Regions from separate parts of the Homo sapiens genome. Here region 2 is linked to region 1. The links are chromatin contacts, found by Hi-C or POLR2A ChIA-PET in ENCODE. All regions are on one chromosome and are shown on one strand. Each heading gives the region's core, a stretch centred on a gene start or an enhancer-like site at or near the end of the contact. The rest is flanking DNA. Distances are from core to core; before and after follow the strand shown. Region 1 overlaps ELP2 (elongator acetyltransferase complex subunit 2). Region 2 overlaps MOCOS (molybdenum cofactor sulfurase).

What was found. Hi-C counts contacts between places; a loop is a spot of excess contacts on that map. ChIA-PET counts read pairs that join two places held with the same protein, here RNA polymerase II (POLR2A).
Region 2: a loop to region 1 is called in a map of CD4-positive, alpha-beta T cell, with 2.9 times the contacts of the local background. The contact joins two enhancer-like sites. A Hi-C loop is called at or near these places in 2 of 168 maps with a recorded cell type or tissue (CD4-positive, alpha-beta T cell and psoas muscle). POLR2A ChIA-PET finds 5 or more read pairs at or near these places in 3 of 52 experiments (BJ, HCT116 and activated CD4-positive, alpha-beta T cell).

The regions. Positions count from the first base shown.
Region 1 is chr18:36,143,638-36,151,285 of GRCh38, reverse strand. ELP2 (elongator acetyltransferase complex subunit 2) reads right to left here. Exons shown (of 22, transcript NM_018255.4): 9 at 6,252-6,347; 10 at 5,238-5,338; 11 at 4,905-5,036. Among named protein-coding and RNA genes, the nearest start is that of ELP2, 18 kb to the right of the region's middle. Within about 2 kb of position 1,250, at least 3 of the 41 ENCODE cell types and tissues checked have a DNase peak (open chromatin) inside an H3K27ac peak, as active enhancers do.
Region 2 is chr18:36,209,719-36,217,366 of GRCh38, reverse strand. MOCOS (molybdenum cofactor sulfurase) reads right to left here. Exons shown (of 15, transcript NM_017947.4): 7 at 3,885-4,001; 8 at 1,390-1,851. Among named protein-coding and RNA genes, the nearest start is that of MOCOS, 26 kb to the right of the region's middle. Within about 2 kb of position 4,971, at least 3 of the 41 ENCODE cell types and tissues checked have a DNase peak (open chromatin) inside an H3K27ac peak, as active enhancers do.

The DNA.
Region 1 (7,648 bases), core at 1-2,500:
CATGGTGAAACCCCGTCTCTACAAAAAATAGAAATTAGCCGGGCATGGCGGTGCCTGCCTGTAGTCTCAGCTACTCGGGAGGTGGAGGTGGGAGGATCGATTGAGCCCAGGAGGTCAAGACTGCAGTCAGCCATGACTGCACAACTGTACCCCAGCCTGAGCAACAGAGTGAGACACTGTCTCAAAAAAAGAGAAAAAAAAAAAAAAGCTGGAAGGCAGAGACTACAGTGAAAAATCTGATCTGGCGTGGGGCAATAGGGGGGGAAACTACTGACAAAAGGGCTGGAGTCCTTTGGCTCAACCCTTGGCAGCAAGGGACCCAAAGCTTTTTGTACAAGAAAGGGTAAAATGGTCTGGGGGTGAAGTTCCTGAAAACAGAACATAAAAATCTAAGGGTTAATAGGATTATGAAAGTTGGCATATTTGAACACACTTCATATGAAGTGGTTGCATCTCTTTTACCTGATTGTATCATGGGGCTGAACATTGTGTCTGATTGGGGAATGTTTCCCCTACCTGGTACTGTAAAACAGAAAGCATGTAAATCTGACCTTCAAGCAATATTAACTGGATATGCTAAATGGGAACCAGCAGAATTGCCTGAACCACACAATGCAGGGTAGAAGCTAGAGTGCTGGGAAGGATAAATTCTCCACTTCATCACCCTCTGTGAAACAGCTCCTCGAGCTTATGGCTAAAGCTTCTGAGTAGCTCCCAGCAACAACTACTGGGGTTTGGACTAGAGTATTTCCACTTGAGGGGCATTTACTGTCTTGCTATGAAACATTAGCTGAAGCTATCCCTATGACACCTGAAACACCCATACTGTCTCCAGTGATGTCAGAGAAACATTCTAATGGGGATGGCAGTGTCCGGAAGAGTTCCATAATAAAACGGAAATGCTTTATACTACCTGGAGAATGGAAGGAGGAGATACCCTTGAGCAAGGAGTTTCTTTTCCCCTAGAACTGACACTGGAACTGTGTGAAAAACTGCTGGATTCTGCAGTGTCAGATGAACAGCTCTCAAGAGCTGCTGGGTTAGTAGATGGCAATTCCAAGGCACATAATGCCAGAAAGAACTGCTCTGTTTGTCAGCAACAGAGACTGCTGATGGCTACAGGGCAGACTCTGGTGGGAAGGCCCTGAACATGGCTGGCAAGTAAGACTGATGCTAGTAGACCTGGGGAGCTATAAATGGGTCTTGACAGGAACTGAAACTGACTGTGTAGTAGGTTTTGCTTATCAAATGAAAGATGAAAATGCTCAACATGCCATAAAAAAACCAGAACAGAAGATATTAAATAGATCTGGATGGCCGACCATCATTTCTTCAGACCAAAGATACACTGTACAGCTCATAATGTCCAACAATGGGTAGAGATATCTCCTCCTTAGAGTCACAGTTTGACAGAGAAGTAGAAATGGACGATTGAAACATCGGTTGTCTAAAATAAGGGGAGATAAAAGCATGAAGGGCTGGCTTACACACCTTCATGAGTGTGTACTCACACTCAACATGAGTGGAACTTGAGTGTCCCTGCTAGATTTTTTGTTTTTCTTGTTGATATGGGGAAGGGGGTTGGGGAGGATGCTGGTATGACTATGCGGTTCTTACCAAAGGAGGAATACACTGGTAAAATGACTATATTTTTTTTCTTTCTTCCCCAAATCGCCTCAAAAAAATTTTTTTTTTAATTTATTTTTTCTCCTCTACCTGATGCAGTGGTCCAGGACCAGGCCTGCAACAACAAGTACTGGAACAGCAGGGATGATTTCTAAGCAAAAAAAAAAAAAACAAAACAAAACAAAAAACCCTGCAACTATGTTTCTAAGTCTTGTATCAAAATTCCTAAGGCATGACGGGAATGGGTTGTACGGTTGTACCTTCACCCCATCTAGCAAAATTAGGGCTAATGGTGAAAACAGCTACATTGCCTGGTGGTAAAAATAGCTCACTAGTTCTGCACCTACCTAACCTTATCCTGTCTGAACGTAGTAGACTGAGGAGCTACTTGCTTGACTTGTATTACTGCCAGCAATCTAGATCAACACAATGGCAATTCTAATGTGCCTTTCAAAGATGAAAAGCTTTGGGTATTAATGGAGAGAAGGAGAAATAGCAGCTGAGAGTAAAGAAATGAATAAATGGGTCATTGAGGAAAATTCAATATCACATTAACAACTCATAAGAGTCTCAAGAGCAAGAGATGACATTGTCTCTTAGCTTAATTATCCCAGATGCCTGAAAAAGTGAAGTTGTATATAATATTGACTGAGGCTACTCCTTCTGAAACCTGACAAGATTGAAGGAAATCTGCAAACCTGAGTGGCCTCAGCCTGGGAGACATTCATACAGTATGATGGACTGGACTAATTATTGACTGTGTGTGCATACACATTTTTTTTTTGAGACAGGGTCTTGGTCTATCACCCAGGCTGGAATGCAGTGGTGTAACCATGGCTCACTGCAGCCTCAACTTCCCAGGCTCACACAATCCTCCTGCGTCAGCTTCCCAAGTAGCTGCGACCACAGGCGCCTGCAACGATACCCAGGGCTGCAAGCCCATGGCTAATTTTTAAAATTATTGGTACAGACAGGGTCTCCCTATGTTGCCCAGGCTGGCCTCAAGCTCCTGGGCTCAAATAATCCTCCCGCCTTGGCCTCCCAAAGTGCTGGGATTACCAGCATGAGCCATCACACCCAGCCTATATTTTTTGATGTAAAGGATCCCTGGCCTGAGGGATCCATGGCCTGAGGTGTTAAGTACACTGGTTTTCTCTGACAAAACTTCCTGGCTCAAAACTCCCATAGCCCTTGTTACAGTCTTCACCTACAAAATTGGGTATATTAGGCTTCAGGGTCAGGCCTCTAATCTTCCCCACCTGTTTGACTGTGTGTCTTAAACCCGACCAGCTGGGCGCAGTGGGTCACACCTGTAATCTCAGCACTCTGGGAGGCCGAGGTGGGCAGATCACGAGGTGCTAAAACCATGAAGCCCCGTCTCTACTAAAAATACAAAAAATTAGCCAGGTGTGGTGGCAGGCACCTGTAGTCCCAGCTACTCAGGAGGCTGAGGCAGGAGAATGGTGTGAACTCGGGAGGCGGAGCTTGCAGTGAGCCGAGATAGCGCCACTGCACTCCAGCCTGGGTGACAGAGTGAGACTCCATCTCAAAAAAAAAAAAACAAAAACCTGACCATGAGAGGGTTCCACCCTGGGGGAAAAAATGCTGACGTCATGAAGCTGCCATAAAAACCAAAGACGACACAGTTCAGGGAGCTTCGGAGCTTCCGAATAGCTAAGCACATGGAGGTTCCTGGAGGGCGGCACAGCCAGGGAGGGCATGGGAGCTTGGCACCCCTTCTCCCATACCTCACCCTACACGTCTCTGCTTCTGTTTCCTTTGCAATATACTTTATAAAAAAAAGTAAGTGTTAATAAAAAACACAACAATAATAATAAAATAAAATACACTTACATAGCATCCAGTATGTGCCAGGCCTTGTTTTGCATATCATATAAATGTTAACTCATTTAAGCCTCATAAAAACCCTGCCAGTAGACCAGGTGCGGTGGCTCACGCCTGTAATCCCAGCACTTTGGGAGGCTGAGGCGGGGGGAGGGGCAGAATCACCTGAGGTCAGGAGTTCGAGACCAGGCTGGCCAACATGGTGAAACCCCGTCTCTAATAAAAATACAAAATTAGCCAGATATGGTGGTAGGCACCTGTAATCCCAGCCACTCAGGAGGCTGAGGCAGAAGAATCACTTGAACCCGGAAGGTGGAGGTTGCAGTGAGCCGAGATCACACCACTGCACTCCAACCTGGGCCAAAAGAGCAAAACTCGGTCTCAAAACAAACAAACAAACAAACAAAAACTGTCAGTAGGTAATATTAACAATCCACATGCCAAATGCAGTGGCTCACACCTGTAATCCCAGCACTTTGGGAGACTGAGGCGGGAGGATCACTTGAAGCCAGGAGTTCAGGACTAGGCAGGGCAACAAAGCAAGACCCTGTGTCTATAAAAAAAATTTTAGATATTAGCTGGGTGTGGTGAGGTGCACCTGTAGTCCCAGCTACTCAGGAAGTTGAAGCGTGAGGATGGCTTAACCCCAGGAGAATGAGGTTGCAGTGAGCTATGATCACACCTGGATGACAGAGTAAGATCCTGTTAAAAGAAAAAAAAAAAAAAAAAAAAACTACCCATGTTTTACAAATGAGGAACCTGAGACAGGGATTAACTAATGTCCTCAAGGACACATAGCTAGTAAGTGAACCCAGGCTGTCTAGCTCCAAGGGCCTGTGCTCTTGGCCACTCCGTTCTTGCTATCTAATTTTCCCAAGCTAGAAGCAGATTAGAAGCAAATCAGATTACAAAGTAAGAGAAGGAATGCTGTAGAGAGACAGTTACATGACTAAAGGGAGAAGACTACCTCTTTTTTTTTGGAGACGGGTCTTATTCTTTCACCAAGGCTGTTCTCAAACTCCTAGCTTCAAGCAATCCTCCATCTCAGCCTTTCAAGTTGCTGAGAAGAGCCACCATGCCCAGGTGTTGAACGTCAGTCACAATAAATGACTGACATTCATTCAATAATAGGGATCTAGCAGTCCAACAAGATATCCAATTATGTTAACTTTTTAAGAAGACAGGAAAGCTACACATTTCAGAAAAATTATCATTAAAAAATTCTATAGCTTAAAGGAATACAGTGCACTTACGTAGCAAATTTACCTACATGCAAATTTCAATACCTTAACAATGTCTACAGAAAAAAGTTATGTCACTTGAACTTCAAGTGCCTCTACTATGTTTCTGTAGAGTGTTATAAGCAAAATACTATTTACCTAGAATGTACTCTATTTGATTAGAAATGCTTTATTTAAACACTCTTTTCTTACTGGGTTAACTGTATTCTGTTTCCAAAGGTGCAACGCTCCGTGGAAAGCATGAGCAATGATCATGGAGCCATCTTCATTGAACTGGCAATCATAAAATCCCAAAGTATTCCCACCTACTTCACCTACTCGAACCTGTACAATAACAGACAGAAAACAATTCTTAATCAATAGTCTATGTTTCTCACAACAGAAATCGCTGATTCCAGAGACTGTTAAATTCCCACTATTTTAATGTACACAGTGAAAATTTGCAGGTCTATCAATATAGACTTGGGATTTAAATACAGAGTTCAAAACTTAATTTTCTGTTCCTTAAATATCCAACATTTTTACCTGTTCTAGCCAAACTCCTGACTCTTCATCTGGAGCCCAGAGAATCATGGTTTTATCCATGGAAGCAGATAATAATCTCACTGGCTGCTGTAGGACACCATCTAAAAAATAAAACCTAATCCCTTTAGGTGATCAACAATCATCATGTTTGTAGATGACCAGAAAAAAACAACAAACAACATGGGTACTGCAAGGATGTTCACTGCACATTATTTGTAATAGCAAAAAATTGCAAACACCACAAATGTCTACCATTAGAAGAAGAGATAAATGGGTTGTGGTATATTCAGACAACAGACTACTACCGTGCAATAAAAACAAATAACTAGAGCTTCACAAATCAATGTGGATACAGCTCCAAAACACGGTAAGCTAAAAAGGCAAGCTGTAATATCTATAATTCCAATTTTTTTTGTTTTTTAAATTACAGCAAACATAGCATAATGTAAGGAAGAGGTGAATGGTAGTTTGCCTAAGAATTAATTATTACTGTTATTGCCTTGGGGAAGAGGCCAGGGAAGAATGTGAGGCTATGCCTTACCTAGCTATACACCCAGCACCAGCCTGAACATGCACAGAACTGTCACTCTATAAATGGAGATAAATGGCAAAAGAAAGAAGGAGTAACAGTCTTACTTTCTCATAAATAATGTATTTCAGTGGTACCAACTTTGTTATTACTGAGGGTAAAGGATCCAGTGAAGTTGGCTTGAAAGTCAGTTTTTCTTCAATCCCATAATAATCAAGTGGAAACTTTTAAGATAAAAAGTTACTGGGGGTGTGGTAGTTTCAGCATCATGGCAGGAATTACACTTTTCCCACTTAGGAGTTCAATGTTCAATGGAACTGAGTGTCCAGCAGACCAGGAATGCAGTATTATACTTTGTCAACTTGAAAATGTCATGTATTTGAGATTTCTAATCACAGTAAAAAAATTCTCCACTTGATTTGGTCAGCTTACTGTGCCATAAGATTTAACTGGAGTAAGGGATATGTGTATGGTTTTCTTCCTACCTTTGTAAAACACAGGTTGCCAGTGAACTGCATTTACCCAGTTTTCATGACCGGCTAGCACTGTCTCCAGAGTAACAGCAAATGCTATTTTAACACCTATAACAAAAGCAATGAAGGTATTATTTCCTCAAAGCTCTTCTAAAAAGAATATTTCCATAACCAAGACAGTTGGGCAATTATGTAAGAAAAAAAAATTAGGACAAAATATGATAGTTGGGATTCAAAAAAAGAACATGCATTCTAAATTTCTTCAACCTCAACTGCTGTTCAAAATTATAGGAGAAAAAGTTATACATTTTTCCTTATATTCTGTTCTAGCTGGTCATAAATAAATATGAAGGAATATCTTATATTTTTACAATTTTCTGAGACAGCTACTTTTGTTAAACCACAATGAGGAAGGAAAAACAGTCATGCCAGCCTCTTTATTATCCTCACTCATTATAAGAATATAATAGCCTAAAATACTGATATGGTTTGGCTCTGTGTCCTCACCTAAATCTCATCTTGAATTGTAATCCCCCTAAGTCCCACCTGTCAAGGGAAGGATCTGGTGGGAGATGCCCTGTGAAGAAGGTGTCTGCTTCCCCTTCTGCTATTAATTTAAGTTTCCTGAGGCCTCCTCAGCTTTGCAGAACTGTGAGTCAACTAAACCTCTTTCTCTTACAAATTACCCAGTCTTGGGAAGTTCTTTATAGAAGCGTAAGAATGGACAAATACAAATCCCATTTTTTAAAAGGATAAATGCAGAAATAAAGATAATGAAATCAGTATTTTGACCTTTCAAACAATATAATGAAAATAGAAAAAAATTCATATTTGGGTATAGCTACTCCTAATATGCTGGTTATATCATTTTTTCGTTCTCCCCATAAAACTGTTACCAAAATCTCAACTCTGATGGACTTTACCACCAAGAATAGTAACAAAAAACAGAATACACCTAGGTGAACAATGTTCACTGAACTACCTTTATAACTGTCACATCCAAAAATATCTCTTTCAAATACAACATCCCAACAGGATCTACCATCCAGGGATACTGTTCTAAGGCTAGACAATAGGAAAATCAGAATTAAATATACTACTCAAATGGTGAGATTTAGCTTGTCTTTTATCATAGGCCAATAAAATGTGTAAGTAATTCACATTATTCCTTTAGGTCTTCCTATGCTAAAACTGCAAATTTAGTAATATTTTACAAATTACTTTAATGAGAAGCACTAAACATTATCCTCAGCAATTTTAAAAATCTTACTAATATGGTTTAGAAGAAAAATATTTCACATATGAAAAATGACTCATTCTCACATAAAAATAGGAAAATACAAAGTATCAGGCCAAGCATGGTGGCCCACACCTGTAATCCCAACACTTTAGGATACCAAGGTGGAAGG
Region 2 (7,648 bases), core at 3,722-6,221, 62 kb before region 1:
TTTAATATACTTTAAGCTTAAATAAAAGTAGTTACAGTTCACAGAGCTCCCATAAACGTTTCACTCCAATTCTGATTGTTGACTTTTCTAAATCATTTGAGAATAAGTTGCAAAATAATGTCTCATCATCCCCATAATACTCTACTGTACATATTCTAAGTATAAGGACACTCTCTGACATAACCCCAGTACAACCATCAAAATTAGGAATTACCATTGACCTGATATTACAACTAATCAATAGACTCCATTCAGATTCCACCTCTGCTGTCTGCATCGAATATCACGTTGCATACATTTGTCGCGTCTCTCTAGTCTCCTTCAGTCTCCTCTTGTCTTTCACAACCATGATATTTTTGAGAAGTAGAGTCCAGCTACCTTGCTAAATGTCTCTTAAGGTGGGATTATCTGAGCTTCCTTATTATTTCTGCATTTTTGGTAGGAATGCCTCAGGACCAACGCTATGTTCTTCTCTGTACATCCCAGGAGACACACCCCATTCATTTGTCCCAATGTTGGTGATGTCAACTTTTGCCACTTGGTTAACATGGGGTCTATTAGGTTTCTCCATTGTAAAATTCATCAATAAGTAGGCGGTACTTACTAATTAATAAGTATTTTATGGAGAGATATTTTCAGAATATGCAGATATCCTGTTACTTATCAAATTTTCATTCATTAGATTTAGCATCTATTGATGACTATTGCCTAAATCAATTATTGGCATGATGGTTGCAAAATGGTAGTTTTTAAAATTCTATCATTGATTTATTAGTTGGTATTCTATAGTAGGGTTGAGCTTCTTCTCTATTTATTCGCTAATTCATTTTTACTTTCTACTGGACTCATGGATTCCTGTGTTTCTCAAATGCTCACCACTCATCACTATCAGTACTTATTTTGATGTACATATTGCCAAAGACTTGGCCAACGGGAGCTCCTTCAAGCTGGCTCTTGTGTCCTTTTGACATATCTTCAGGTCACCTGGGCAAAGTGCTTAACCTCAAAACCCTCAGGCTCCATATCTATAAAATAGGGATAATATTACTATCTACCTCATATTTCACCATTTTAAGGATCAAATGAAACAAATAAACACATACAATGCTTCAGCACACAGCCAGCACACACATTCAGTGAAAGTTACAGCTATAATTAATAAGAGTAATGACACATTCACCACTCAGAAACAGGGTCCTCTCAGGAGTCCCCGTGAGCAGTCATGTTCAAAAGTCAGCACAGACCAAGAAAGGGAGAGTGAGAATGGCTTTTCTCACCACAACACTCTGATGAATGATTTTGATTTTTTTCATGCTTTTCTTCACTTTATCAAAAAATAGAGAGAGTAAACAAAGAGAAGACTTTCTGTGCTGCTGTGAAATTCCTTACCTCAAATGCAGCACAGGATTTGATTGGATAGAGATAAAGGTTAGTGACAACATGTGGCCCAAGGGCCCCCTCCAGGACTCCTGCAGCTTTCTCTGAAGGAGTCGGCTGGGTTCTGGCGACATCACACACAGGTGGGGCCACAGGCACAGCATTCACAGTAGACGAGTTGTTCCAAACCCTGGAGCCTGTGAGGGCATCTTCCTGAGGCGAGAGGCTACGTCTGCCCATGACAGCAGGTATAACATCAGCCTGGCTGTCTGCTGATGGGGCTCCAGTCTCCCCGGTGTCAGCATGGGCCTGAGGGACAGGCCAGTCCCCTGATGAGTGCAGGCGAGTGTCTATGATGAACCTAAGAAAGGCCTGGACATCATCCAGCGTCGACATGTATCCAAATGAAATCCTCACAGATCCTGTGGGCTGCCCATCTATGAGGTCCATATTGTCCCCACAGACATGACCAGCCTAGGATAAGAGGGAAGTGCATCAGCCAGAGTGACCCCTTTCTCATAGAGACACTGGAAACAGTTCGGCAAAATAAATTTTGTTAATTTTAAAATTAACCCAGGAAAACAGAACTGCAACATTAATATGTGCTGTGCGTCTGGGACATAGTTCAGCTCTCTACCTGCAGGGGACCACTTTCTGGATCTCATTTTGCTCAACTGTAAATTGGGACCAATATCAATCTCAAGGGGCCATTAAAAGTTTAATAGAAATACTTCATGGAAAGCATTTACCTAGAGCCAGGCACAGGGCTGGCTCACAGAGGTGTCAAAACACAGACTAAGGTTTCAGAAGCACCAAGGGGTCAACCTCAAGGTCTACCCGGGGCTGAGATGGGAGAAACATCACTGGTCACTCTCGTTAGCCTCTCATTACTGAGGGGAGGCCTGCATCCCTGAGAGCTGCCCCTTGACAACAGGGAAAGGCAGAGATGCTGCCCCTGCAAATGACCAGCCCCGGGCCACTGTGAAGGCCAAGGTCAGCTTGAGTGCCCCTGCAGGGAGATGGGGAAGAAAGGCAGGAGAATCTCAGTCTCCGAGCCCGGCTGCCTGGTGTTGGTCACAGGTCAGCACAGTGCATGGAGCAGTCCTGGACAAACCTTGGTGCTGGATCCGGGTCAGACACCCGAACAAATGGAGCCACAGCGTTCCATAGGACCAAATATTCTATCTGGAGCTGTGTTTGTGTTCTGAGCCTCCCTCTCCCTCTCTATTTCTTCTCCTCCCTCTCTCCTATCTCCTCCCTCTCCTTCTGTCCTATCCCTCTTTCTTTTTAAACAAAACTCAGTTCATGGTTAGTTGAGATCTAGTATATACAGTATTTCACAGCAACCAAAGGAAAATCAAATTAGAAACTCAAATCAATAAACACTCTTTGCCACTCAAATTATTCCTAATGAAATGGTTCAAAACAGGCTATACCCTGAAGTGAAAAACCTCAGCCCAGGGAAGAGACAGGGAGGGTGGGGATTCTGGGAGACGCAGAATCCCTGGAGCCCTAGAAGAGTTCCACACCGCACCCAACCCAGATGTCAGCTAACTCTAGCTTGGAGGCCGTACCTCAGGAGGGCTGAACCAGGTAAGGGCACATCCTCACACATCCCTTGTTAACACCCCTCCCTTGCCTTTAAATGGTTGGCCTCAAAGTAAAAAATGAATCTGAAAGTCTGCTATAGAGATAATATCTTGAAGCATTTTCTTTTTTTTCTTTTCTTTTTTTTTTTTTTTTTTGAGACTGAGTTTTGCTCTTTTTGCCCAGGCTGGAGTGCAATGGCAGAATCTCAGCTCACCACCACAACCTCGACCTCCCGGGTTCAAGCAGTTCTCCTGCCTCAGCCTCCTGACTAGCTAGGATTACAGGCATGCACCACCACACCTGGATAATTTTATATTTTCAGTAGAGAGAGGGTTTCTCCATGTTGGTCAGGCTGGTCATGAACTCCTGACCTCAGGTGACTCGCCCACCTCGGCCTCCCAAAGTGCTGTGATTACAGGCATGAGCCACCGTGCCCGGCTTCTTCTTTTTTTTTTTCTTTGGTTGGAGGGGGATGGAGTCTTGCTCTGTCACCCAGGCACTGGAGTGCAATGGTGCGATCTCGGCTCACTGCAACCTCTGCCTCCTGGGCTCAAACGATTCTCCTGCCTCAGCCTCCCAAGTAGCTAGGATTACAGGCGCATGCCATCATGCCTGGCTAATTTTTGCATCTTTAGTAGAGACAGGGTTTCACCATGTTGGCCAGGCTTGTCTCGAACTCCTGACCTCAGGTGATCCACCTGCCTCGGCCTCCCAAAGTGCTGGGATTACAGGCGTGAGCCACCGCACCCGGCCTTCTTGAAGCATTTTCCATTTGTATTCCTTTTCCTTTGTACATGCACAGAGTAGGCGTGGAGAAATGAGTATGCAGCAGCAGCCCCCACCCCAGACACACAGGCAGCAACAGGTGTTGCTGGGTCTCGCTGACCAGCGTCTGGATCGCAGAGCCCTGTACCAACCTGAAAATGCTTCCTGACCATCTCGTTGCTTATGCCCAGGTGCCTCTGGCAGGCCCCAGTGTTACAGAAGCAGCCAGTTCGCAGGTGGATGTTGTAAAGACTGGCCATTTTGTCCACCTGCGGATTTAATGTAACATGGAATGAGCCATTACCAACGTGCAGTTTTACTCTGAGAGATTCAGATCAGGATTTGGACCTCTCTTTCCTAATAATAAAATGATGATACAAGCCTGGAATTGTCCTCTAAAATGATTTATCACAGGTTAAACGTTGTATAAAATGTTTCAGTGGGGCTGGAGACAGTGGCTTCTTGGCATCAGCTGCACAGGGTTGGACCACAGAGCAGGCCCCGCGAAGTGTTATTCCGAGCAGCCCCGCCTCAGCTCGCAGCCTGGACTCCAAGTGTTACTGTGTCCATGCTGAGTATAATTGATTTGCTTTTCCTACTTTCTCCAACTTTCGGTTTAATCACAGAATTGCTTTTCAGTCCAGAAGTTCCCAAAGCTCTTTCCTGCCCTCTGAAGGCTCTGGGAGGTGGTTCTCATTCACATGAGCCCCTGGGATGTTTGCTCCAGTTCCTCCAGGCTGTGAATCAAGTACTCCATTCCCCAAGGGCCTGGGGGCCCAGTAAGAGTCCTCACCCTGGGGGCTCAGGCTGAATTCAGGAGGAGGAGTCACTGAACTGCATTCAGGAAAATAAACACATCTTGCTCAGCTGAGTGAGCCTTTGAATTTTTCTCCCTGGGAAGTCACATGTGGGGTGGCCAGAGGTCACCGTGTGGTCAGCCAGGGATCTTGGCTGGGCAACGATGCCTCCCACAGACCCTTATCAAGACCACGGCAGTCTTCACTTTGGCCATCTCCTCTGGTGTGTGAGAAGAAGCCATTCTCTGGGTTGAACTGAGGGGCTTCAGATGAACAATTCTGTTCCTTCACCCTTGGCTAATGGCCCACTGGCATGCAGACCTGCTAGTGAATTCAGGAGTTTCCCAGCTCTAAGGTGAGTCCTGGCAGCTCTACTGGGCCTGGCCAACTCCATCTCCAGGTCAGGTTTCCCGTCACAAGGCAACTACTAGGGAGACCCCCGACCCCCGTCCAGCTCCCACCAGGCTGAATTAGAGTCCCCGTGGCTGCCCCTCACCCACTCCCCCATATTCACCATTCCAGTTACTTTTGCTGTGAAGTAGGCCACCCAAACTAGGGAGAATAAAACAACAACCATTTTATGCAGCTCATGGCTACAGTGTGGGAAGAATTTAAACAGGGCATGGAGGAGATGTCTCCTGTCTGTCTCAAAATGTCTGGAGTCTCAGCTAGGAAGACTCAAAGTCTGGGAGTAGTTTGGCATCTGGGGGTTGGGATCATCTGGAGACTCCTTTACTCCTGGGTCTTTCTGGTCCACAGGCTGGAAGGGCTTCAGAATTAGGACCGCCAGCCACAGTCCTGAGCTTGGCGTCTCCATGTGGCTTGGCATCCTTGCAGCACACACAGCAGCCTCAGGGCTCGAGACAGTAGCTGACAGCGTAACTCCAGGCTCCAAAGCTAGTGTCCCAGGGAACAAAGCCAATAGGGCATCATCTCTTCTGATCTAGCCTTAGAAGCCATGCAGTGTCATCCTCCCGGCACTCTGTTAGCTATGAGCGAGTCACAGATCAGCCCAGATTCTAGGGGAAGACCCACAGATCCCCAGCCCTCCATGGAGGAGTGTCAAAGTCTCATGGCAGGAGAGGATGTGAGCAGAAGATGCTGTTGCAGCCACACTTACCCTTTGTCCTAATTTCCCTTTTATGCATCAGTCTCTTCTTGCCCTCAGCCCTGGGGAATCCCACACAGGCCCAGACTGTGCCCAGCCAGGTGAAGGAGGTTGTTTTCTATGGCAGGATGAGCACAGCATTCAGGGAGGACTGAGAAACAGGCCCAGCCACAATGCCCTGGAGGCTCCCAGCCCGGGAGCCTTTGTGCCCAACATTCATTGAGCACTTACTTTCTTCTGGGTCCTGTGCTAAGGGATGTATATATTGTGTCTCATTTAATCCTCATATCAACACTATAATCAGGGTATATTTTTATCCCCATTTCACAGAGTCTTGGAGAACTTAACTTGCCCAAGTTCACAGAGCTGGCAAGAGGCAGACAGACTCTGAGTCCCTGCTCTTAATCACCATGCAGTGACTTCCAACAGTGGGAGAATAAAATTAGAAGCCTGGATATACCAAAACAAGAACACAAAGCCTTCTCATAGGAAGCTAAATTCTTTACACATCCCCTGATGAAAAAGAGACAGCCAAACCCAGCTGATGTTTCCGAAGGCCACCAAAATCCCTGTGGAAATTCCCATATCGTGAAGTTCCCTGAACCTGAAAAAACCGTAACTGCACTTTCTTGAACTGGCACAGTTAGTCATGCCTTAGCCACAGAATCCATTCACACAATGAGCTTCCTCTACCAAGGCACAGAGGGAGAAACTCATCCTGTGTCTAGCCCTGGGGAATGAGAGTCCCCAGACACCCACACAGGCAGCCTCACACCCTGGTGATTCTTCTTCTTGGAGGCTTCTTCTCCACTACCAATCCCATGCCACTGCCACAGCACACACAGTTACTTTTTTTTTTTTTTTTTTTTTTTTTTTTTTGAGACAGAGTCTTGCTCTGTCACCCAGGCTGGAGTGCAGTGGTACAATCTCAGCTCATGGCAACTTCCACCTCTCGGGTTCAAGTGATTCTCCTGCCTCAGCCTTCTGAGTAGCTGGGGTTACAGGTGTGTGCCACCACGCCCAGCTAATTTTTGTATTTTTAGTAGAGACAGGGTTTCGCCATGTTGGCCAGGATAGTCTCCAACTCCTGACCTCAGGTGGTCCACCAACCTCGGCCTCCCAAAGTGCTAGGATTACAGGTGTGAGCCACCGCACCCAGGCACATTTACTTTTGATTCAAGAATAAAACTTATGTTACCAATGACCTAGAATAACATATTTAAGAAGGCAAACCTTTTGCCTCTGATGCATTTTCCACCTTGTCCCCTCCAAAAGCATTTAAAATATTGTGCTTCTTAGTAGTGTCAGGGCTGGTTCTGCCAGTACTGACAGCTGAGGGCAGTGGGGGCAAGGGGTCTGCACAGCTGCCATACTCAAGAGACCACCTGTGGCTGTACAGTGTCTGCCCTGAACACCAGTGAGGACCGACATCTCCCCCAGAAGAATATTGCCCAATAGTATTCTTTAGAAAGTTTATGGCTACTCAGAAAAGTGGAGAAAAAGATTCCTTGGGAAATGAATTTTGTTTGGGAAATCTAGGGTTTAACAAATGTGGATTGACTCCCTAACTCATTCTATAAGGACAGCATCATTTTAATACCACAACATGGCAGAGATACAATGAAGAAAGAAAACTTCAGGCCAATACCTATGATGAACATAGACACAAAAATCCTCAACAAAATACTAATAAATAGAATCCAGCAGCACATTAAAGAGCTAATCCAGCCGGGTACAGTGGTGCACACCTGTAATCGCAGCACCTTGGGAGGCCAAGGTGGGCAGATTAATTGAGCTCAGGTGTTCAAGACCAGCCTGGGCAACATGACAAAACCCTGTCTCTACAAAAAATGCCAAAAAATTAGCCAGGTGTCACTACTGGGTATCTACCCAAAGAAAACGTCATTATGTGGAAAAGACACACGCACACATGTTTATAGCAGCACAATTCACAATTGCAAAAATATGGAACCAACCTCAATGCCCATCAACCAATGAGTGGATAAAGAAA